Linked DNA regions of Homo sapiens: region 1 is linked to region 2. The links are chromatin contacts, found by Hi-C or POLR2A ChIA-PET in ENCODE. All regions are on one chromosome and are shown on one strand. The core of a region is the stretch at or near the end of the contact, and the rest is flanking DNA. Distances in the headings are between cores, read along the strand shown. Region 1 overlaps MAPK1 (mitogen-activated protein kinase 1). Region 2 holds the start of SDF2L1 (stromal cell derived factor 2 like 1).

What was found. A loop is a pair of places that touch in the nucleus more often than their neighbours do. ChIA-PET counts read pairs that join two places held with the same protein, here RNA polymerase II (POLR2A). Pooled maps may share reads with other maps.
Region 1: a loop to region 2 is called in a pooled map, with 3 times the contacts of the local background. The contact joins the enhancer-like site here to the promoter of SDF2L1 in region 2. A Hi-C loop is called at or near these places in 1 of 50 pooled maps. POLR2A ChIA-PET finds 5 or more read pairs at or near these places in 3 of 52 experiments (SK-N-SH, activated T-cell and naive thymus-derived CD4-positive, alpha-beta T cell).

Annotation. Positions count from the first base shown.
Region 1 is chr22:21,836,031-21,838,730 of GRCh38, reverse strand. All of the region lies in intron 1 of MAPK1 (mitogen-activated protein kinase 1), which reads left to right. Among named protein-coding and RNA genes, the nearest start is that of MAPK1, 30 kb to the left of the region's middle. RefSeq lists a silencer at 464-671. Within about 2 kb of position 1,395, at least 7 of the 41 ENCODE cell types and tissues checked have a DNase peak (open chromatin) inside an H3K27ac peak, as active enhancers do.
Region 2 is chr22:21,640,867-21,643,566 of GRCh38, reverse strand. SDF2L1 (stromal cell derived factor 2 like 1) reads right to left here and starts at 1,265. Exons shown (of 3, transcript NM_022044.3): 1 at 1,044-1,265; 2 at 509-705. The coding sequence starts at 1,230. RefSeq lists a silencer at 1,027-1,456.

The DNA of each region.
Region 1 (2,700 bases), core at 146-2,645, 200 kb before region 2:
CACATGGCTGTCTAGTTGTACCAGCATCATTTGTTGAAGGGAAAGGATAGTCTTTTCCTTTCCCCACTGAGTGGTGTTGGCACCCTTGTCAAAAATCAGTTGACCATAGATGGGTTTATTTCTAGATTTTCATTTCTGTCCCATCAATCTATATCTTTTTTCTTTGTGCCAGCACCACCCTTTTGATTATTTACCTTGCAATAAGTTTTGGAATTTGAGATGATATGGGCTTAACTTTTAAATGACTTCCCAAGTAACTAAGGGCTTATACAGGATTTGCTTTTTTAGTTTAGTTATTATTTTTATTTAAAATCATATTCTAAGTTTTCTGAAGTTACACTAGCATTTTAAAAAATTAATTATTTTATTTTTTTGAGACCGAGTCTTGCTCTGTCGCCCGGGCTGGAGTGCAGTGGTGCGATCTCAGCTCACTGCAACCTCCGCCTCCCGGGTTCAAGCAATTCTGTCTCCGCCTCCCAAGTAGCTGGAATTACAGGCATGAACCACCACGGCCTGGCTAATTTTTGTATTTTTAGTAGAGATGGGGTTTCACGATGTTGGCCAGGCTGGTCTTGAACTCCTCACCTCAGGTGATCCACCCCGCCTCAGCCTCCCAAAGTGCTGGGATTACAGGTGTGAGTCACCACTCCTGGCCGTACTAGCTAGTTTTATAGTGAAAGATTTTATTTTAATGCTGTATTTTTTTTTACCAGCATCTCTCCAATCTCCCATGAAAGATTTTTAAAATCAACAAAAACAAGCCTTCTGCTGTACAACACTTACTGAAAACATCACTTTCGTTACTCTATCCAGTACTTTTAAATTGATATATAGTCCTAAATTTAATTTCCTGGGCACTGCCCCAGAGTCTGTGAGACAAGTGCCATTTGTTCTCTCCCCTTCATAGTCAGGCTCTCTCGGGAATGGTTCGTGCTGCTTGCTCTGCTTTCTGTGCCCACCTCTTCTGCCCACGAGAGCCAGACTTTAGCCCCCTACCCCCACTCTTGCACTCTGAACTGATGGTGTGCACACTCTATGTACAGTCTTTCTTGATTTTGATCTTTCTGGACTGGTTGCTTTTTCCTGAAGGCCTTCCTCACCAAAGATTCTTTTTCCCCTTTTTTTGCCATTCTCCCTGGAAAATCAAAAGATTTTGATTTTTTCTGGAGCACTTGATGTTATAAGCCATTTCCTTTTTAAAAAGTTACATCTACTACTTTGCTGAGACACCTCTGGTTTTCCCAAGTCTTTGACTCTTTGTTCTTAGTTCTTGGGCCCTCTGTGTCCCATACACACTCTCTGGATGATCTCATCCAAATTCCTAGGGGCTGATCACTCTTCTGTCCTAAAAATAAAACAAAGCCAAAACTTCTGCTTCCCTTTGAAGCACTACCATCCTTCTTTCCTCCAGAGCCCTGCCCACTGTTTTACTTTCTCCCTCCCACTTCAGGCTAAAGCTCACTTTGCTCTGCCAGACCTGTTCTCAGCAAGGATTCTTTTGTTTTTTTAAACCTACGTAATGATTATCCCATACTATTGTGTCCTATTTTTTCCTTTTTCTATGTATCTGACTCCAACATGTAACATCAACATAATGTTAAATTTTATTAAAAACAGGTTATTTATATAACTGTTGCCCCCATTTGTTGGGCATTTATATTGCTTCATTTTTTCAGTTTTTAAAAATTTTTAAATTTTTTATTTTATTTTCAAGAGACAGGGTCTCACTATGTTGCCAAGGCTGGTCTCGAACTCCTGGACTCAAGCGATCCTCCCACCTTGGCCTCCCAGAGTGCTGGGATTGCAGGCGTGAGCTACCACACCTGGCCCTCATTTTAGTTTTAATTTATTTTTAACTTTTTAGAGACAGCCTCACTTTGTTGCCCAGGCTAGAGTGCAATGGCATGATCATGGCTCACTGCAGCCTCGATCTCCTGGGCTCAGGTGATTCTACCACCTCAGCCCCCCAAGTGGCTGGGACCACAGGCGCACACCATCACCCCAGATAATTTTTTTTTTTGAGACGGAGTCTCGCTCTGTCGTCCAGGCAGGAGTGCAGTGGCGCGATCTCGGCGCACTGCAACCTCTTGCCTCCTGGATTCAAGCGATTCTCCTGCCTCAGCCTCCTGAGTAGCTGGGATTACGGACGCGTGCCACCACACCCGGCTACAGATAATTTTTTTGTATTTTTTGTAGACACTGGGTTTCTCCATATTGCCCAGGGCTGATCTCGAACTTCTGGGCTCAAGGGATCCACAGCGTCAGCTTCCCAAAGTGCTGGGATTACAGGCATGAGCCACCACGTCCACCCCTACATTTTTTTTCTCCCCCCAGATGTATACTTTTAAGTTCTGTTTTTGTTTTTGTTTGTTTGTTTGTTTGAGTCTCACTCTGTCGCCCAGGCTGGAGTGTGGTGGCACAATCTTGGCTCACTGCAACCTCCGCCTCCTGGGTTCAAGTGATTATCCTGCCTCAGCCTCCCAGGTAGCTGGGACTACAGGCATGTACCACCACACCTGGCTAATTTTTGTATTTTTAGTAGAGACTGGGTTTTTCTGTGTTGGCCAGCCTGGTCTCGAACTCCTGACCTCAAGTGATCTGCCTGCCTCAGCCTCCCAAAGTGCTGGGATTACAGGTACAAATTGCTACACCCGGCCTGTATACTTTTAAATTCTTTAGTGTAGGGCCTCTGTCTTGAGT
Region 2 (2,700 bases), core at 16-2,515:
TCTATCTATCTCAAACATTTTCTTCCACCAGCTCCCCAAGGGCACCCACTGTTCCATTCCAATCCCCTGAATTCCAATGACCTCCATGCATTGGCACAATCTCTTCTGCTGGCCTGGGAAGTCTCTCTTTCCCCTTTGTGGCTTGTAGGACTCCTAATCATCCTTTCAGATCTAGCCTGAGTTCCTCCTCCCCAGTGGAGTTTCCTATTCCCCACCCTCAAGGCTGTGTGGATTCCCCTCCTGGGTCCCACTTGCCACCAGAGGAAGAGCTATCCAGGCGTATCTCTCCGGATCTCTCTCCCGTCGTTCTCCCTGCCGGGCCGGGAGCACCTGAGGGCAGGATCCTGGCGGAGTTACTCTGTGTCCCCCGAGGGGGCGCTCAGTAACCATCTCTGAAGTGAAATTTCCATTTCACGAAGAAGCTGAGGCTCGGATTGGAACCCAGGGCTCTGTCTCTGGCCCCTCACACAGGCCAGGAGTCTCTCTGGGGGCTCCGGGAGGGGCTCACCTGGTTGTTGGACAGCGGCGACGGGAAGTGGTGCGTGTGCAGGTTCTTGCCCGTAAGCACATGCGTGAGCCTCACCGCCTGCCCGCAGCGCACCGGGGACCCGCGCGGGCACCCGCCCTCCGAGCCGCCGCGGATCCGCCAGTAGCTATTGGCGTCGTCCGACGCCTCTACGCCGGTCACCGATTGCTGGCCGCTGCCTGAGGAGTGACACCCCACACACCCAGGGTCTCCGTCAATCGCGGAACCCCGGACCCTCGCCCTGGGACCAGAACATGTCCCAGGGGACCCCAAGGGCTCACCCCCAGCCCCCGCCTGACACCCCCTCAGTCTTTGGGCCCGCAGTTCCCCGACGACCGTCCCCACCCTCAATATCCTCGACACCCTCAAAGCTTTGGCCCCTCGACCTCCCAACGACTCTAGAGCCCCCGCCGCCCGGCTTCCAGACGGCCCACAGACCCCCATGACCACCCTGTCTCCACACTCCCAACCCCGAGCCCCGGTTCCCCGCGCTCTCCCAGTCGCTGGCCCCACGCACCGGATCCGTATTTGATGTCGTGCGAGTGCAGCCGCACGCGGTGGTGCGTATTGAGCAGCTTCAGCACCGACCCGCAGGTCACGAGCTCCGCACCGGTCTTGGCGGCACCACCGCCCGGCACTAACAGCGCCAGCAGCAGCCCCAACAGCACCGGCCAGGCAGCCCCGCCGCGGCCCGCGCTCCACATCGCCCCGGCCCGGCTCCAGCCCCTCGGGCCCAGGGGCCGCTTCCGTCCCCGCCGCGGCCCAATCCGGTTCTGACAGCGCCCGCTTGCGGCAGCCAATAGTCGGCCCGCGCGGCACTCCGCTTGCACTGCCACTGGGTCAGCGCGGGGAGGGCCCGCCCCCGGTTCGCGAGAGCCGTAGCTGGGCGGGGACTGGAGACACGAGGAGGGTTTTGATTGGTCCACGCTTCCGAGGACTTACCAATGAGTGCCCAGGGAAGGGCGGCTGAGTCTCCGAGCCGCGGAGAGTGAGCGTGAACAGTTGGTGAAGACGCGGCTCCTCGCAGCCGGTGAGTCCCTGGACACCGGCTCAGGATCCTAGGACCCTGCAGGCACGTTTTCACGACGCCCCTTGATCCTGGACTCCTGGGCACTCAGTAATGAGTCTCTCCCCTCAGAACCTGGGCCCGCAGCTGCAGGGTCTTGAGGTTGTTGGATCGCTAGATTTTGTGGTCACAAAGTCGACAGATCCCGGGGTCACTGAATCGGGATCAGTCCTTAAGTCCCTGGACCCCGGGATTAATGAAACCTCCAGTCATTCGGCCCTAGGCCCTCTCTGATACTGGGTCACCACAGTCCCTAGACCCTGGGGTTTCTGAATTCCCCTGGCCACTTATACATTTGACTCCTTTCGTGGCTAAATCTCGTGGTCACTGGGTCATCGGGCAGGAGAGGGCAGCAGGGAGCTGTAGCGTTGAGAATAATGGCAGCTTCTCACCAGAAAGTCCCAAAGCTGTCTTAGGAAACCAGAGTCAAAGGAGACCAAGGGGCTGTGGGAACCATGCCTGGGCGACCGTGTCCCAGGTCTCCTGGCCATGAGTAGGTCTCCTTCTTGCCGCCTTCTCAGAGTGTTGTCAGCTCAACCTTCAAGGGAGGAAAACTTACACCTCTGTTTATTTATTCATTCATGGGACATTGTTACAGCAGCTTCACTCCAGATCCTGTGGGGTCACAGAGCAAATAGCTCTGGGCTCAAGAGTCTGACTAGGGTGTAGTTGAAGCACAGGCAAAGCAGAGAGAAAAGTTCATATTTAATTAAATCATCCAGAATTTTGCGTTCAGAAAATCCAGAGTAAAGCCATTTTCATTACAGCAACATGTTATTTTGGGGGTTTCGTGTTTAATACTGTTTTGATTTTGAGTTACATGTAGTATAAGACACCTTGATCTTTTCAGCATTTAGGTGTCCAAACGGTTAAAAGTCAGTCTGCCCTGGATTTGGTAGTCCCTGCACTTGAGGGGTCTCCAGTCTAGGGTGGAAGAGCTGAAGTACTATCTGAGAGGCGATGGATATATACTCTTGGACATGTCAGCCATCATCTCAAAATCAGCACATCCAAAGCAGAATTCCTGGTCTCCGCCCTCAAACTACCCCTCCCCCAGGCTTATGAGTCTCAGTAAATGGCACCTCCATTCTGCAGATGCTCAGGCCCA